Regions from separate parts of the Homo sapiens genome. Here region 2 is linked to region 1. A link is a loop called in an ENCODE intact Hi-C map of the cell type or tissue named here. Cell type or tissue: Calu3. All regions are shown on one strand. Links, peaks and the distances in the headings refer to the core of each region. The heading gives the core; the rest is flanking DNA.

Evidence for each region. Peaks named below come from ENCODE experiments on the same cell type or tissue, not always from the same donor. Only the 100,000 strongest peaks of a DNase experiment are listed, where the experiment ranks them.
Region 2: a loop joins it to region 1, with 5 times the contacts of the local background. A loop is called at or near these places in 1 of 110 quality-filtered maps.

The regions. Positions count from the first base shown.
Region 1 is chrX:4,666,482-4,676,221 of GRCh38, forward strand. No RefSeq gene overlaps it. Among named protein-coding and RNA genes, the nearest start is that of FAM239C, 730 kb to the left of the region's middle. In Calu3, for the core only: no CTCF peak of the experiment used is centred there; a DNase peak (open chromatin) is centred at 4,340.
Region 2 is chrX:5,047,804-5,057,543 of GRCh38, forward strand. No RefSeq gene overlaps it. Among named protein-coding and RNA genes, the nearest start is that of LINC03070, 670 kb to the right of the region's middle. RefSeq lists an enhancer at 3,640-4,839. In Calu3, for the core only: no CTCF peak of the experiment used is centred there; a DNase peak (open chromatin) is centred at 4,198.

The DNA of each region.
Region 1 (9,740 bases), core at 2,056-7,055:
AATAAATAAATAAATAAATAAAGATAAAATGTATTTGCAATGCTTTTGAAATGATACACAGTAAAGCAATTAAAAAGGAAAACAATAAACTAAGACACAAGAAAATACCCACATGGAAATGTAAATTTTAAGAAAAGGATTGATTGGTCGTGTTCACAGCAGATGGAGCAGAATTGAGGTTCTTCATTGAGATTTGGAAGATAAATGCTGGGACCCCCAGCCTTGAATAAACACAGATGGGTGCATGCAATAAAAAAGCCTCTGCTCTTTTCTGGCTTTGAACATTGTATGTATATTATGTGATACTCAGAGCCACTGCAGCCACTTTGAGGACAAAACAATTGCAATAAGAAAAAGAAGAGTTAAAAAAAAAAAAGGCAAAGAAAGAAACTGATTAAGACCCCTGGAATTGTTGAGTTGCTGAATTAACAGGTCCTGGAAGTGTTTTCTGGCCTCTTTCTTTTTACCTGAGAAATATAAACCCTTATTGTTCAAGCTACTTTTATTTAGTTATGTTTTTAATTATTAAATTTGAAAGCATCCTAAGTGCTATATTGTGTTTTGGGAAAAAAAGGTATAAGGTATAAATCATAAATATATCTATATTATATATACAGATATATATGATACATATCTATGTATCTATATGTCATATATATGATATGTATTTATCTATATATCACATATATCATATGTATATGATATATGTTTGTGTACGAAGCCACATATCAAATTAATGAAACCAAAATCGCATTGAAATTTGAGGAGAAAATGATAGAAACACCTTTTTGGAGGTTCTGCTAGTATAATAAGACAAGGCATTGGAATAATTAGAAGAGTAAGAAAAAATATGTTTATTCTTATCTAATAAACATTAGTAAGTGAGTGTGGCTAATACATAGGTTTTCCAACATGGTTGGATACAAGGGATGTGTATAAAAGGTCACTTTTCAGTTATTTTGAAAATAGTATATGATAACTAGAAATGCAATCGTAAATTAAAATGGTATCACACATATTATTAAACCTGTAGACATATTTACCGAGAAAAGAGTAACACAAATCTTACTGAAAGTCAAATCTTAGGCTGGGCGTGGTGGCTTGCATGTGTATTCTCTGAACTTTGGGAGGCTGAGGAGGGAAGATCACTTGAGCCCAGGAGTTTGAGACCAACCTGGGGAACATGGAAAAAGCAGGTCTCTACAAAAATAAAAATATTAGCTAGGTGTGGTGGCTTGTGCCTGTGGTCCCAGCTCCTTGGGAGTCTGAGGTGAGAGGATCACTTGAGCCTGGGAGGTGGAAGCTGCAGTGAACCAAGATGATGCCACTGTACACCAGCCCGAATGATTGAATGAGACCCTGACTTGCAAAAAAGAAAGAAGTAAAATTTGTAGAATATGTAAATTTATGTATTTTTTGAAAAAACTTTTTATCTGACTTGAAGGAAATGGAATGGTTCAACAAAATGGCATCTTCACAACATTTTATTCGGCCATTAAATCAAAGAAAAAGATTTACATACTCAACAACTTGGGTGAATGCCATGTGTGTTAAGTCAATAAAAGCCCATTCAAAAGATCTTATACTGTATTACTCCACTTATAGTGACAAAATTCTAGAAATAATTGTAATAATTAGCATTGCCAAGGGTTGTGGATAGTGGAGAGGAGGTTGTATTAATCTGTTCTCACGCCACTAATAAAGACATACCCAAGACTGGGTAATTTATAAAGCAAAAGAGGTTTAATGGACTCACAGTTCCACATGGCTGGGAAGACCTCACAATCATGGCAGAAGGCAAAAAGAGGAGCAAAGGCACCTCTTACATGGTGGCAGGCAAGAGATCGTGTGCAGGGAAACTGCCCTTTATAAACCAGCAGATCTCATGAGACTTATTTACTATAACCAGAACAGCACAGGAAAAACCCACCCCCATGATTCAATTACCTCCCACTAGGTCCCTCCCACACCATGTGCAGATTATGGGAGCTACAATTCAAGATGAGATTTAGGTAGGGACATAGCCAAACCATGTCAGAGGTGAACCAGTTTCATTAGAAAAAGGGATTTTTATGGTAATGAAATAGTTCTGTATCTTTTCAGTGGTGGTTCCTCAAAAGTAGACATGAGAAAAATTATGTCATAAAACTATATATACATTGGACCCATATTAATTTCTTTGACATTGTAGTATAGGTAAATAAGGTATTGCCATTAGGAAAACCTGGTTGAAGGGTATACAAGACCTCTGTGCTATCTTCACAAATTCCTATGAATCTCTAATTCTACCAAAATTAGTTTTAAAAATACGGTATCAGTGAATGTCAGGTTTAAACTGTCTTTACAGAGATTAAACTTAATACCTTAAATGGTATGCTTTCATGTCACTTCTGATTCTTTTTCTGAATAGTTTAAACCTAATGGTATGCGGTCTTACTTTAGAAGTGAATATTTCCGTGTTTTATATTTCACATATTTGCTTACTTTCTCCTTTGGGTATTTTCAAATGCTTACAATAATTTGACACCATGATTCACTGTTTACTCTTGCTTGAGAAATAAAATTCCAGATTGGAAATAACTCACAAACGCATTAACAGTATTGTTTATTATCACCTGCAATGCCTAAGCAAACTTTCAAGATCTCACGATTTTCTTTCTCTCTCAGTTCAATCAGCTTTTGATTTGCTATTTCGTTTCCTGTTCTTCAGATTAACTTTCTTTTTATTCTTCCCATTAAATGCAATTTTTCATCTTTTTACGTTTGTTCTGCCTTCAATAACAGAGAAATATTATGTAACTGTGTTTGCCCAAACTATTTTTTTCTAGTTGTTTCCCTGACTTAATAGCTCAGTATGACTCAGCATTCTAGAAATTAAAATAGAGGAAGATTCTAAATACACAATCAACTTCGCTTTTGTGTGTTCATCACAGCAACATGTAACAAAAAGAAACATTTCTTTAGAGTAGAAACATTTTGAGAATCTAGCTTTATTTTTCTTTTTTTGAGACAGGGTCTCACTCTGTCACCCAGGCTTGAGTGCAGAAGTGCAATCACAGCACACTGCAGCCTTAACCTACTGGGCTCAAGCAATCCTCCCACTTCAGCCTTTGGAGTAGCTGGAACCACAGATGTGTGCCACCACGTCTGGCTAATATTTTTTTTCTTTTATATTTTGTAGAGACTGAGTCTCGCTATGTTGTCTGGGCTGGTCTCAGACTCCTGGGCTTGAGCCATCCTCCCACCTCAGCCTCCCAAAGTGCCAGGATTACGGACATGAGCCACCTCACCCAGCCAGGATCTAGCTTTCTTGCACCTCTTAGAAGTGGCATAAATGTAATGGAAACAGAGCCTTATTAGATTTTCATTTAATGTTTTAGAAGAAACATCAGTAAAAAGCTCTCTAAAACATCTCCTTTTGTAGATAACGTTAAAAAAACCCTTCAAAACATAAAATAAAAATACTTGAGACTTCATTGTTGATGAATTATTGTATGCATTTAAGCACTGCAATAAAATTCAGTTTAGAACACTAATAACCCTAGTCAGAATTTAATTGGGAGGCTAACAAAAACCTAGATTATTGTTGCTCTTCAAAATATGTGAGCTCAAAGATGGTACTTTTGTTACAATTTAAATGCACTATGGCTTCTATATTTTTAAGAGCAGAAAAATAAAGGAGCAAACATTTTTACATATACAAAATAAAAGAGTGAATCACAAGCTGATAAATTTTGCTTCTCCAAAAGAAACATGTATTCATAGAAAGTAGAGACTTATTCTAATATTTATAAATGCAATATTAAGCAATTCTTTACAAAGCAGGCATAATACACAAAAACAAATCATACTGCTAGGCTAAATGTGTAGCTTTCTTACATTTATTAAGAAAACACATTGTCAAGCCATCTTTTGGCATTATATTAAAGTGCATTTTTGCATAGTTTGTGTGGCAAAATAGTGAAGGTTTTCAGAAGGATATGTGTGTGGAACCAACAGATAAACATATATGTGTTCAATTTTTCTGTTAAAAATAGCATTGCATCTCCAACACAATAAAGAATAACAATTTGCTCCCTCCTTCAATCTACTCTCAGTGGGCTACAGATGCCAGGTCACCAGACATTGTTCATTCTCTTAACCAAGGGGGAGAATCCTCTAACCTGGGGCTCCCCAACCCCCAGGCCACAGACTGGTACTGTGGCCTGGGGGTTGGGGAGCCCCAGGTTAGAGATACCAGTCCGTGGCATGTTAGGAACCAGGCCACATGGCCGAAGGTGAGTGGCGAGTGAGCAAACAAAACTTCATCTGTATTTACAGCTGCTCCCCATGGCTCACATTACCACCTGAGCTCCACCTCCTGGCAGATCAGTGGCAGCAGTAGATTATCATAAGAGTGCAAACTCTATTGTGAACTGCGCATGTGAGGGATCTAGGTTGCGTGCTCCTTATGAGAATCTAATTCCTGATGATCTATCACTGTCTCCCATCACCCCCAGATAGGACTGTCTGACTGCAGGAAAACATGCTCAAAGATCCCACTGATTTTACATTATGATGAGCTGTAGAATAATTTCATTATATATTACAATGTAATAATGGTGGAAATAAAGTGCACAATATATGTAATGCTCTTGAATCATCCTGAAACCATCCCCCTGCCACTGGTTGATGGAAAAATTGTCTTCCCTGAAACTGGTCCCTGGTACCAAAAAGGTTTGGGACTGCTGCTCTAACCCTCTTGTCTCTAGGGAGAGGCCTGTCCTAATGGTTGCTTGGACCTAAAGCCATTTAGGACAAGGAGTACTTGAACGAAGCTTTCCTCCAATTGCCCTAGTGAGATTCAATACAAAATTTGAGGAGCCCAGAAGTACAAAGTGGAGTCCAGTTCACTGCAAAAGAGGCAGGCTCTCAAAAAATTTTTCCTTTCCTCTCTGAGTTAGTGTGCTATTGCTCCCTAGTACTTAAAAGACTGTAAACCAAAAATAAAATCCTAAGCTCCTCAACTAACTGAACAAACCCCCTCTGGGCCAAAGGGACCCCAGAGAAACCTGAAAAACTGGATTCCCAGCCATGACAGGAAGAGAGGTCAGACATACGTCCTTCCTTACCCCTCCTGCCTTTTGGAGTCTAGGCACAACCCACCAGCATTCACATTAAAGTACGGCTCAAAAGACTGACAAAACAGACCCCTGGGACAGGAAATTACCAAATTCCAACCTGACTCTGGTATAGCATCGTATGACAGATAGCAGACCCGGAAGGAAATCAAAATATCTCACCCCAACATAGATTTCTTTGTCATATTTTGAAATGGCCCTGCAAAACCATCTTTCCTGGCAGAAATTTGCATCTGTGGAGAATCTCCATTCATACAGCCAGGACTTTGCTGTATCTAGGAAAGATTAACTCTAAGTCTGACACCTTGAAAGGTCTGAAAAGAGACATTTACCATCTGTTCTCTCTGAAGGCTGCTACCTGGAGGTGTCTTCTACATGATAAGTACCTTGGCTTCCACAACTCCTCGCCCTTTATCTTAGCATTTATTTCTACTGACTTCAACTCTTTAGACAAAACTTAACTCTTTCAACCAATTGCCAATCAGAAATCTTTAAATCTACCTATGACCTGTAAGGCCCCACTTCAAGAGATCCTGCCTCTTTAGGCTGAACCAATGTACACTTTCCATGTAGTGATTAATGATGTCACCTACATTTCCTGTCACCCTAAAATGTATAAAACCAAACTGTAACTGCCTCGGGCACACTTTCTCAGGACCTCCTAAGACTGTTTCCCCAGGCCGTGGTCACTCATATTGGCTCAGAATAAACTTTTAAAATATTTGACAGAGTTTGGTTTTTCCATTATCAAAGCTAAGAGGAAGTGGATAGGTAGCTTGATTTATCTTTGCTTTAAACCTGGAAGTGTAGGCTGGGCACGGTGGCTCATGCCTGTAATTGCAGCACTTTGGAAGGCCGAGGTGGGCAGGCAGATCACTTAACGTCAGGAGATTGGGACCAGCCTGACCAACAAGGCAAAACCCCATCTCTACTTAAAATACAAAAATTAGTCAAGCGTAGTGGTGCGCACCTGTAATCCCAGCTATTTGGAAGGCTGAGGCAGGAGAATCACTTGAACCCCGGAGGCAGAGGTTGCAGTGAGCCGAGATTGTGCCACTGCACTCCAGCCTGGGTAACAGAGCAGACTCCATCTCAAAAAAGCAAAACAAAAAAACAACCTGGACGTGTGAATACACTTGGGAATAGAGAGACTTGACCAGGTATACCTGTGACACGGACTTTCTGGCTGTTTGAACCCTGTAGGTTCACAGGCATGGACGCCACCGCACATTCTGCTTTGTGGAGGGCAGCAGTGTAGGTACTCCAGCAACAAAGGGGTCTAGGATAAGGGATCCCCCAAATACAAGGGGGCCAGCAGCTGGAGCAAGAAATGCAGCAGAGCCTGCAGAAGTCCAGAAAACAGATGCTCAGACCTTGAAGTCAATTTGAATAACAAAACAGGACCTAGGACTTAAGGAGATCCAGATAAAAAATGCAACTCTCTCCTTAACATCAATCTACTGAAACAGAGATTCTAAGATGCGGAAACAGTGGTGACTTGAAATAGGAGAAAGAATATCATTACATGCTAATTATGTTAAATATGAGATATAATGAGAAGAATAGAAAAATGACTCATTAATTATTAATGAACTGAATTACCTCATCCATATTACAAAAACTAAGCTGCATCCTATTTATGCAAGCATACTAAAAAATAAAGTGATAAAAAAGTTTCAGAAAACAATGCTATGTAGCAGAGGCAATAAGAATTTGTCAAGAAGAGATCTAGTGTTAAAAAAATGTAATGAGAGTAATTTTATTTACATTAAGTAAAAATAACAGCTAAATGAGTGAAACAAAAATCATTAGGAGTGAAAGGGGAAATTTTTAAGATTATATTTATAGAGGCATAGTTTGCATGCCTCTACTACTTCATGAATTTGAGAAATTAGTAAATCTAACAGTGAAAAATAAGGAAAGAGAAAAACATAAGAATTCAAATGATAGGTTCAATTTAATATGCCTCTCATTTATGCATATATACACACAGGCATATACATGCATATATATATGTCATAATATCTTTATGTACATATAATGGCCATATGCATTATTGAGAACATACACATATACAGTATCAATATAATTTGCATATAAGAAACTTCAACAAATCTGAAAAAGTGAAAATTGTGTGTGCTGTATGCTGAAATCATAACCTAAATAAGATATAAATAAGCACAGATAATTGACCCTAAACTTCCACATTGTTTACAAATTAAGGAATGTAATCTAACTCTGTATTCAAAGAAGGTATCAAATCTGAACCTATAAAATATCTGAGAGTAACTATAATGACAACATTACATCAACAGCGTAGCCTTCAGCAGTAAGAGTGTAACTGCTCTACGGGTTCTTCCTGCCCTCTGCACAAAGTAAATCCATGGCATTGCGGTAAAGAAAGAGTTTAATTGGTGCAAGGCCAGCCATGCCACATAGGAGACAGAGTTTTTACTCAAACTAGCCTCCCTGAAGATTTGGAGACTAGGGATTTTTAAGGATAATTTTGCAAGCAGAGGGCCACAGAGTGGGGAGTGCTGATTGGTTGGGTTGAAGATGAAGTCATAGGGAGTTGAAGCTGTGCTTTTGCGCTGTGTCAGTTCCTGCGTGGGGGCCACAAGACCAGTTGAGCCAGTTTACTGGGTGGTGGCAGCTGATTCATCGAGTGCAGCATCTGAAAAATATCTCAAGCATCAATCTTAGGTTTTACGATAGTGATGTTATCCTTAGGAGTAACTGGGAAGGTTTAGAATATTGTGGCCTCTGGCTTCATGAGTCCTAAAACATAATTTCTAATTTTGGGCTTCATTTCTTCATCCTACAAAGGCAGTCTGGTCCCCAGGCAAGAAGGTGGTTTGTTTCAGGAAAGGGCTATTATCTTTGTCAAAGTTAAACTATGAACAAAATTCCTCCCAAAGTTAGTTCAGATGTCCAGGAATGAACAAAGACCGCTTGGAGTTTAAGAGCAACATGGAGTCAGTTAGGGCAGATGCCTTTTCACTGTCATAATTTTCTCACTGTTATAATTTTTGCAAAAGCAGTTTTAGGAACACTTTAAGGAAAACACAGCCTCAAATGCCTTTATTATCTAAGAGAAATGAGAGACGAAAAGGAACTCAATATTTGTTTGAATAAATTAAAGAACAAAACAACATGAAATTAAATAGAAAAATGCTAATAAAGCTTAAAGCTGAAATTAATGAAATGGGAAATAAAAATTGTACCTATCACCCAAGATAATTTCTTAAAATTATACAATGAAATAAAATAGATAAAGCTTCTGTGAGTCCGATGGATTGCAAGGAAACAAATAGCAAGATTATGTTATAAAAAAGGGGCTTAAAACAAACACAGAGGAATTTAAAGAAATAGATATTAACAATAAAAAACTACATGAAAATCTACGACATTTAATTTGAAAACATAGAAGAAGCAGATGATTTTGTGGGAAAGAAAAATTACCAAATTTGATGGAAGAAAATTGAGAAACCTAAATTAGCTGGTTTTCATGGAAGTAAATGTCAAGCCCATTAAAGATCTACTATTGAAATATGCAGCAGGAATAGGTGGTTTCACAGCTGAATTGCAGCTCATATTGAAATTTAAAAAAACCATAATCTTGATGTTAAACTCTTTCATTCCACAGAAAATGATACAGAGCCCACTAATTTATTTGATGAGGATGTTACCAGAAAGGGGTCCTGAACCAGACCCCAAGAGAGGGTTTTTGTACCTCGCAAAAGAAAGAACTCAGGGTAAGTCCATAGAGTAAAGTGAAAGCAAGTTTATTAAGAAAGTAAAGGAATAAAGAATGGCTATTCCATAGGCAGAGCAGTGGCTTGGGCTGCTGACTGAGTATAATTTTAGTTATTTCTTGATTGTAGGCTAAACAAGGGGTGGATTATTCATGAGTTTTCTGGGAAAGGGGTGGGCAGTTCCTGGAACTGAGGTTTCCTCCCCTTTATAGACCATAGAGGGTAATTTCTGGACACTGCCATGGCATTTGAAAACTGTCACGGCACTGGAGGGAGTGTCTTTTAGCTGCTAATGCATTATAATTAGCATATGAGCAGTGAGGACGACCAGAGGTCACTTTTGTCACCATCTTGGATTTGGCCAGTTTTGGTCAGCTTCTTTATCACATCCTGTTTTATCAGCAAGGTCTTTGTGACCTGTGATACCAGTTCTGCCAACCTCTCTCATACTATGACTTAGAATGCTTACCCTACAAGAAATGCAGTCCAGCACGTCTCAGCCTTATTTTACCCAGCCCCTATTCAAGATGGAGTTGCTCTGGTTCAAATGCCTCTGACAAGGACAGTATAGAAATATGACAAACACAAGGTGTAGGTCCCAGCTAGCTTTGCACCTATCAGCATGAATTTTAGCATCTTCATTGGTTAACAAGAATGTGCACACAAGGTGTTCTGGTTCAGAGACAGATTTTTTTTATTAAAAACCACACAACAAATAAGAAGTGTGTTCTCGCCCTCTGCCCTAGTTTTTACCCTGGGGAAATACAATGAGAACCAGGTCAATTGCCTTAAGCAAGCAGCCTAACACATTTCTTAGATTGAGAGATCAGAACAAAACAAATATTATCTGTTTATAAAAGAAAAG
Region 2 (9,740 bases), core at 1,972-6,971, 380 kb after region 1:
CACACCTATCGATGTGCAGTCATTCAAAATCTGTGGCATTAAGCTGGGTTTTCCTTAGACCTAGCTGTGTCTGACTCCTTCATCACTTGTGGTTTTATGGCCAGTGTCCCCTCTTTCCTAAGAGAAGTTTATGTACAAACGGTTTGCTTCAGATTTTTTTTTTATTTTTTGCAGTCTCTGCTCTCCAATAGGTTTAGCAAAGCTATCATGATATAACTGATCAACTCAGAAGAACAAATGGCTTACACAATTTTCTATCTGAACAGGAATCATCACTTCTGCAAGAGACTTTAAATAAAAATATGTAACAAAATTTCTGTATATGAGATAATTGTATAAATGTGTATGTATGTGTGTATCTGTTTCTATATATGTGTGTGTGTGTTTCACTATATTTAAAGGTATTAGAGGTGCTAAATATTTGGATAAAATCAATTTTGAATTTCGACTCAGTCAGTGATCTTGAGCTAGTTCCAAAATTTCTCTAAACATAATTAATTTCAATCTGCTCAATATATAGTCATTTTCAGAGATCTGCTGAGAGTTTAATATTCCATTTACTGGCATTTGGAGAGGATCTAGCTAATAGTAAGTCATCACATTAATTTAGCTATAATTATAACCTATGCTTATCATGGTAATCAATCACAATAACTTTATTCATAAAGTTGAGATCATCATCCTATATGTAACATTCTAGATGTAATCCCAACAGAACAAAATTACTCAAACGTGAAAAATAACTCTTAAAAATAATGTATTTTCAAGAGCAGACACAGCTTTAGGGTGTCTTCATTGTAGACTAAGTAGAATAGAGTGTTACAAAAGGCATTATAGATAGAATAAACTAACAACTTAAAGCTTTTAAACTGGGCTGACCCCAATTAAGATTAACCCTTTTATATAGAGAAAATTTGGACACCTGCCATAATTGCTTGAAGTTCCAAATCTTTATAACATTACGATTATTTTTACACACACACATGCAGAAATGTGAGGTGCTTTACGTACTGAAAGTAGTCTGATAATTTATATGATTCTTACTTGATTCAAAATTACTTAATGTCTTTTCTATTTTCTATCCAAAATTTGAGGCATCAGGGAAATTACATAACAGCAAAATAAACATTCTTTCTTTTCTTTTCTTTTCTTTTTTTTTTTTTTTTGAGATGGAGTCTTGCTCTGTCACCCAGGCTGGAATGCAGTTGCATGATCTCGGCTCACTGCAACCTCTGCCTCCCTGGTTCAAGCGATTCTCCTGCCTCAGCCTCCCAAGTAGCTGGGACTACAGGCACGTGCTACCACGCCCGGCTAATTTGTTGTATTTTTAGTAGAGACGGGGTTTCACCGTGTTAGCCAGGATGGTCTCGATCTGCTGACTTTGTGATCCGCCCACCTCGGCCTCCCAAAGTGCTGGGATTACAGGCGTGAGCCACCGCACCCGGCCTCTTTTCTTTCTTTCTTTCTTTAATATCAAGCCCTAGAGGTTAATGAAATTTGTGATAGAGTTTGAGATAGACACAAAGTTAGTGAATCTGAATAACACATTAATTCTTGCAATGGAAACTTTACTATAATGTAGAATTTTTTAAAATGATGTTAAATAATTGTAGTTACTTTTATTTTGTGATTTCATTTAATCTTCTTGATAACACTGGGAAGGGATAATGGTTGCACTCTGCTGAACGAGCATGTTGGAAATTGAAAGTGTTGCCGTCAGGTTTATCTAGTTCTATCTGATTTTGTGAAAAACAAATATTGCTACATGAGCACTTATCACTAAGCCCTTCAAATTATATGGAAAATGTACGCATGTTCAAAAGTACGTTTTTGTAGAGAGATAATATATAGGTTTCTTCTCACAGGGAATCTTGACACTCTCTCCCTGTGATGGTTAACACTGAGCGTCAACTTCATTGGAATGAAGGAGGCAAAGTATTGATCTTGGGTGTGTCCATGAGGGTGTTGCCAAAAGAGATTAACATTTGAATCAGTGGCTGGAAAGGCAGACCCACCCTTAATCTGGGTGGGCACCATCTAATCAGCTGCCAGGTTGGCCAGAATATAAACCAGGCAGAAAAATGTGAAAAGACTAGACTGTATTAGCCTCTCAGTCTACATCTTTCTCCCGGGCTGGATGCTTCCTGCCCTGGAACGTCAAACTCCAAGTTCTTCAGCTTCGGGACTCCGGCTGGCTTCCTTGCGCTTCAGCTTGCAGATGGCCTGATAGCCTGTTGTAGGACCTTGTGATAGTGTGAGTTAATACTCCTCAATAAACTTATATATATATATAATTTGTTCTGTCCTTCTAGAGAACCCTAATACACTTCCTCTGCCAAACATTAATATTTAATAGCCTATGGCATCTTACACATTTTTCTTTGTGTAAGAGGATCTAGCAGTAGGCATTATTGAATGTACTTAATTTTCAGACCATTTTACCTATAAAACAACAAAACATAGTGCAACTTTAAAGGTCTACTAGAAAGCAAGGTTTTAATTTTTTTTAAGGAACTGTGTAATCATAGATTCACTAAACCAAAATATAGCATTTTGATCAATCTGATGTTAAGAAAATGGAAGCAATACAATATCCCATGGTGAAACATGGTTATATTCCATTCTATTTCTATGGCTACCTTTTTAAAAATTCATAGGGGAATATTAATATTGATATGCAGCTGTATTGGCTTCTGTTTGTGTCACAAGATATTTTTGGGGCCTTCAATTTGTTCTTACATTTTATATCTGTATTCCAGTACAGTCTTGGAAGTCTGCATTGAGTGCAAGCCACACCATCCGATTATCATTCCTCCAACACTACCTGTGCATGCACAAGTACCATGAGCAAAGCCAAATTAGTATGACATAAATAGACTCTAAAGGGCTCTAGCAATCTTTTTCCCATGGTAATACCTACTGTTGGCTTCACAACCTCCCAGAGATTGCATATGGAGGCATACAATCTTTTACTTTACTTTTTAATACATCAACATTTATATCGAAGTCCATTTTCTTAAAAAGAGATAGTTCTATGACTTCTAAAAAGAAAAAACACTTTTTACTCTTACTTTCAGTATAATGAACTCTAACCAATACTGGTCTAAAATCCAACATTTTAAATCCTTGGATTCTTCAAGTATGAATTTCATCCACCATGTATTTTACTGTGGGTGATTGATAGTTGGGATAGAGAAGTTCAGTTGTTTCCTCTGACTTTTTAATTTAGGAAAACAGAGCAAAACAATACCAAAAAATCTTCTGTGTCTTTAGTTAGACACAAAGCTACTGAAAATAGAGACTGTTTTGTGTGTGCGTGTGCCCTGGAAGCTTAGTATGGGTAGTTTCTGGTCAATAAGATACTGGCAGAAAGGCTGTGTGAAGCCCCAGGGAAGCTCTTGAAGGCTTCTGTGTGCAATCCACTCTGTATCAGCCAATTCCTTCTTGGCAAGAATATAGGCATGTTAGCGAGCATTTTACATCATGCATGAAGACAATCACAGTGTTGCAGTTTTGCCAATGCACCGCAATGCAGCAGTCTCTCATGAGGTATCACCCTGAGTTCTTTGTCTCACGGCCAAGAAAATTAAGAAGTGTGGACACAAAGGGTGAGGTTGGACAAAAGTTTAATGAGGAAAAGAAGAAAGCTCTCCACAGCAGAGAGGGGGTCCTGAGTGGGTTGCCCACTATGAGGCTGTGGTCTGGGATTTTTTTTTTGAGATGGAATCTCACTCTGTCACACAGGCTAGAGTGCAGTGGCACAATCTTGGCTCACTGCAACCTCCGCCTCCTGGGTTCAAGCGATTCTCCTGCCTCAGCCTCCTGAGTAGCTGGGATTACAGGTGCACGCCACCATGCCTGGCTAATTTTTGTATTTTTGGTAGTGACGGGGTTTCACCATGTTTGACCAGGCTGGTCCCAATCTCTTGACCTCGTGATCCGCCCACCTTGACCTCCCAAAGTGCTGGGATTACAGGGGTGAGCCACCACGCCTGGCTGGGGTCTGGGGTTTTTATGGACTGGGAAGGTAAGGAATGTGTTGATTGGTCTTGGAGAAGGCATTACTCAGCTTGGCCCGGGAGTAATCAGCAGTTGAAGTGATGACACATAGAGGCTACTCAGCTTGGCCTGGGACCTTGGCCCGGGACAAATCAGGAGCTGAAGTGAAAGCTTAGCAGGAACTTGGCCCAGGACCAATCAGATGCTAAAGTGATGATTCATGGAGGCTTGTCTCACAATCCAAAGCATGTTCAAAAAAGGAAAGGAAAGTGCCCACCGGAACCCACTGGAACTGCTGTGTATATGCCCACAGAAGGAGAAGAGACTATTTCCTGTAAGCCTGCTGGTTATAAAAAGAACAAAGGCATTTCTATGTTGCATCTTTTTTCCTTATCAGTGTAGCTGGGGGCACGTCTTAAGCACAAAGAACAAAGGCATTTCTATGTTGGGCCTCATTCCTTTATCTCCGTGGGCCAGAGGTTTGTGCAAGTTTCCTTATCTGTGCCTGAAGCCTGGTTTTACAGGCTGTTTCTCTGCTTAAAGGAGTTTTACCAAGGACCCACCCTAACTACTTAACTTTTCTTTCTCAACAGCTCAAGTTAAAGCTGAACAGCAATACAGGAGAAAGCTGGATTCCAATGCCATGAATCTCCCACCTAAGTCTTGAAAGCTTGCATAAGAAATAAAAGTCCTCTTATTTTATTTAAGGCATGTGTTCTTGGCAACTGCTAATTAGTAAAAACTATTCCTAACTTAAGGTTTCCAAAACTTTTTTTCACCATCCTAGCACATAGAGTCAAAGATAACATTTCTTCACCCCAAATGGTATAAACTGATGAGTTTATTAATGTTCTCAGGCTTCTGGGATAGAGCCGATAGCCATCCTACTTCCTGACTTGTCATTACAAATATTAAAAGAATAAGTAACCAATAACAAAGAGGATACATGACTCCCAATGTGGCGTGAGTAGTGCTGAAGAAGCTATGTTCCAACTAATAGAAGAGCTATTATGAGAAACTATACACATACCAATTAAGTTCTATAACCTTCATTAATTAGCAACACCAAGATTGGAAAAATAGTCTGGATCCACATAAGGATAAATTCTGTTTTTGAATAACAGGAACACATTGAATAACTTTGACCAAGAGGCAATGATGTTACAAAAAAAAATTATTTTAGGAATGTTAAAGTCCTAATAGCATGAAGAAAGTATTTAAGGTGAGAAAGAATGAAGACTGTTGTGGGAGAATAGACAATAAGCATCAAGTGTCTAAATTAAAGCAGATATAAAAATGAAAGGAGAGATTTGAAAGACACTTTAAAGTCTTTTTGATGGATAGGTTGTAAAAAGTGGCCAAGTTTTAAATGTTCATATTTTATTCATGAATTACTAGGAACATGAGTATAGCATTAAAAAACAAACAGTAAATATAAGGAAAATAGCTTGTTTAGAAGATAATGACTTCATTTAGAATCACAATTTTGAGATGATTTCAAAATTTTAGTATATCAAGAATATCAATGGAAAGACATAAGTTCTCAAAGAACCAATGAATATTAATATATGTATTTTCACAGAGGCGAGAGTCAAAAGCACTAGAGAAAATTGAACACCAGAATCATGATTTCTTTGTTTTTTTCTTATATTACTTTGCTATAACTAACTGAAGCTTCATAGAGAAAGTTCCACTTGAGCTGGTCCACTTAGACAGATATCGATAGAACTACATACACTAAAGAGATGATATGTATTTATATACATGAGTAGATAGATGCCATGGGTAGATAGATAATTAATAGATAGATTGATAGATCGATAGATAGGTAGATAGATAAGGTGGATAGATAGAAGACAGATCAATAGATAGATGTATAGATATGACAGATTAATAGATAGAAAATGGATAGATAGAAACATAAATAGATGGGTAGATAGGTAGATTAATCGATGATAGATGGTGATAGATCAGATAGATAGATAGATAGATAGATAGATAGATAGATAGATAGATACATAAGATAGATGAGTAGATAGCTGGATAAATGACAGAAAGGAACAGATGAAATAGATGGATAGATAGATTTGGATAGACAGATTAGGATAAATAATAGATTTGTATAGTAAGTATAAATACATTTGGAATATAGATGGACAGATAGCTTCAGATAGATGATGGATAGATGATAGATAGATAGATAGATAGAGTGGCTGGTTGGATGGTTGAATGGATAGATTCAGATTCACTTGGTAGATGACAGGTAGATAGCTAGATAGCTAGGTAGATAGAGATAGATGAACAAATAGATTGACAGGATACATAGGCAGACGAATAGCAATATGATATGTAGAAGATGGAAAAGACTGTTAGATGCAGAGAATTAGATAAACAGCCTGAAGGAATGGACAGATCTCCAAATAGGAAGGTGGGTTACATCTCCAGGTTGGCTAAACCAAAGTGCCATTTTCTAGATGTGGAGGTTTCAGGTCTCTGCTGTTGTTGTAGGTAAACACGTTTATGGAAACATGAGGTTTTGCAAAGGCAGTTTTCTTATTTTTTTAATCATATACACTCTTTAAAGAGGGTAATCAGTCATGACCACCTCAGGGATTTCTTCATCTGTGCCTAGTGTCTGTATTACAGTTTGGATCTTCATTCTCCAGGTTCTACATGTTTGAGAACAACTGTAAAGAAGGTTCTAACTCCCAGCCTCACAGGCATTTGTTCCTCAGGTGGGGTATTTTTGTAATATTTTGATAATTATTTGAATAGATGGAGTCTAGAAATGCTCCTTTAGTCTTTCCAACAATTTTGTAAGCAACAGATAACCTGCAGTGATTTCCTTCCTCCTTAAAATATTAAGCTAACATTTGTTGCTGTAAATTTTAATAACGCAATATTTGTTATTGGTTATCATTGCAGAAAACATATTTAAGGGTGCCCATATGGAATAGATTATCTGCTCTTTTAGCATTTGAAGGCATTGCTGGGCTTATAACCTTTGGATAAAAAGGAATAATTGAATTTCAGGACAAGTAGTAGCAAAACAGTTATTTGTTGAAAGAGTACAGTTGAAGATTTTTATATCATGGACTTATATAAAACAATGCCCACCAAAACTTGGATATACAATTACTTCCAAATGCTTGTAGGAAATTATGTTCCAAAAGCATTCATTCTGGAAACTTATTGTCCTTATCTGAAAAGAAAGGACAATATTACATGTGAAAATGTGGTCAAAATTGCATACACAGCAAAATTAAAGGCATGAGATTTTATGAACATCTGTAAGGCAATAAATTTGAAATGAAGATAAAATATTCTCAGAAATATATAACTTTTAAAATTTATACTAAATATAAACAAAATTTGAATAGATCTGCAACCTTTAAAATAGTTGACTTGTTAATTTTAAATTTTCTTGTTGTGGCTATAATATTATACTATTAAGTCCAGCTGAAACATTCAAGCTACATTTACCTTTAAAATTATAGAAACTCTTCCACAAAATAGAAATTGGGCAACCCACTACAATTTCATGTTTCTAGTGAAAGCTTTTTGCCTGCATAAACCAGAACTTTATGCTTAAGAAAATTATAGATCAATATCACTTTGACTGTACTTTGAGATAGTGGTAAGTAAAATGTTAAATCACTGAAACAGTGTGTAAAGCTAAGGTTATGACATAAATGGCTTTGCTTCATCTGTGCAAAATACTTTTATTGCACAGTTCTTCCTTTCCATCTTGCCTTTTACAAAATTGTTCAGTTCTCACTTCCAGTTTTTTTTTTTTTTAAATCATATGGTTCCCTAGGTATGAAAATGCACTCCAGTATTATCACCTTGCAGGAGCTATGAGATTTCTTGCCCTCAGTCACAGATGGTTTATTTACCTTGCCTCACGATTGAAGCTAGTCATTAAGAATTTCTAATTACCCAAGGAGTTCCATGCCAATCCCTCTGCTTTGTCAGTGATAAAATCTGCAGCTCTCTCATCCCCACACCAGAAACAGAAGATAAATGGTGAGAGATGCAACAAAGAAATTTTATAAAATGTAAACTGTGGTCTAAGCCAAAGCACAGAATACTATGTAGTCATTAAAAGATACACTTTAAAGAATACATGACTCTGTTACAGAAGCAGAATATAAAGTAGCCAGTACAGTTTGCTCTCTCATTCTGTCTGTCATTTGAAAAAATCTCTCTCCTTTTTTTACTTTCTTTCTTTTTTTTTTAAGGAAGGATCTTGCTCTGTCAACCATGCTAGAGTACAGTGGCATGATCACAGCTCACTGCAGTCTTGACCTTCAGAGCCCAAGTGACCCTCCCTCTTTAGCCTCCCAAGTATCTGGGACTACAGGGATGGATCACCACACCTAACTAAATATGTAACTTTTTTGTAGAGATGGGGTCTAGCTATGTTGCTCAGTCTGTTCTCAGATGATCTTGCTTCTGCCTCTCATAGTGCTGGGATTACAGGTGTGAGCTACTGTGCCCAGCCTCCTCCTCTTTTCAGAGATCTTTCTATGCAAGCATGAACAGGAATTATCTCCAGGTAGTGAGATGTGAGGTAACTACCATTTTTCTGTTTATATTTCCCTAAATTTAAAAAAGTTCTGAAATATAACAATATTTCAAAATGTATTATAACATATAATGATAATATTCACTTTAGAAAATGTTTAAGTTCACTCCCAATGACATACTGGAGTTGACTCTACCAATATGGTGGTTGATATGGTGAGGCTTTTTGTCCCCACCCAAATCTCATCTTGAATTGTAATCTCCATAATCCCCATAATCCCCATGTGTCAAGGAAGACACCAGGTGGAGGTAATTGAATCATGGGGACAGTTTCCCCTATGCTGTTCTCTTGATAGTGAGTAAGTTCTCACGAGATCTCATGGTTTTATAAGTGTTTGGTAGTTCCTCCTATGTTCATTCTCCTTCCTGCCGCCTTATGAAGAAGGTAAGATTCCCCTTTGTCTTCCATCATAATTGTAAGTTTCCTAAGGCCTCCCTAGTCATGCTGAACTGTGAGTCAATTAAATCTCTTTCTCTTATATATTACTCAGTGTTTGGGCAGTTCTTTATAGCACCACTAATGCAATGGTGAAGTTGAACTTTTAGGTGATTTCCTAAACAAGCTTTATTTCATGCTAAATTATTTTCCTTAATCTCTTTAGTCAATCAAGTACTTCACCAATCTATTTATTTACTTATTTAACCAAACTCATTAGAAGTTTCTGAGCTATGAAGCCATTAATTACATCTACTCAGAATAGCAATGACTTTGTCTGAATTTGATTTTAGTATCACATGGAACGGAGGATGGTCAGTGAGTCTAACAAAACGCAGGCTTCATCCAACATTTGGAATATGATAGTCACTCTATTCTAATTATGGCATGACTGCTCTATGGGGTTTTTCATCCTTTGAGTAGTATGAGCTGCAATTCGCTGTATTTTAGAATGTCTTTAAGACACTTTGCCAGTCATGGAGTGATACTGCTGTTATTCGTGAGGCATTCATTTCATTATTGTGGAAATAAATGAAGACCACTGAAATGAGGACAAAGAGAGAATGTTTATTCCAGGTTTGCTAGAGCAAGGGAGGCACCCATCATCACTTGCATATGGTATTCAAAGGCAGGCAGAGAAGGCGGAAAGTTTTATAGTGTGAAAACAAAAGGCCCCCGGTGTGCCCTCATTGGAGGTTGCTAGTGTTGGGAAGCCCTA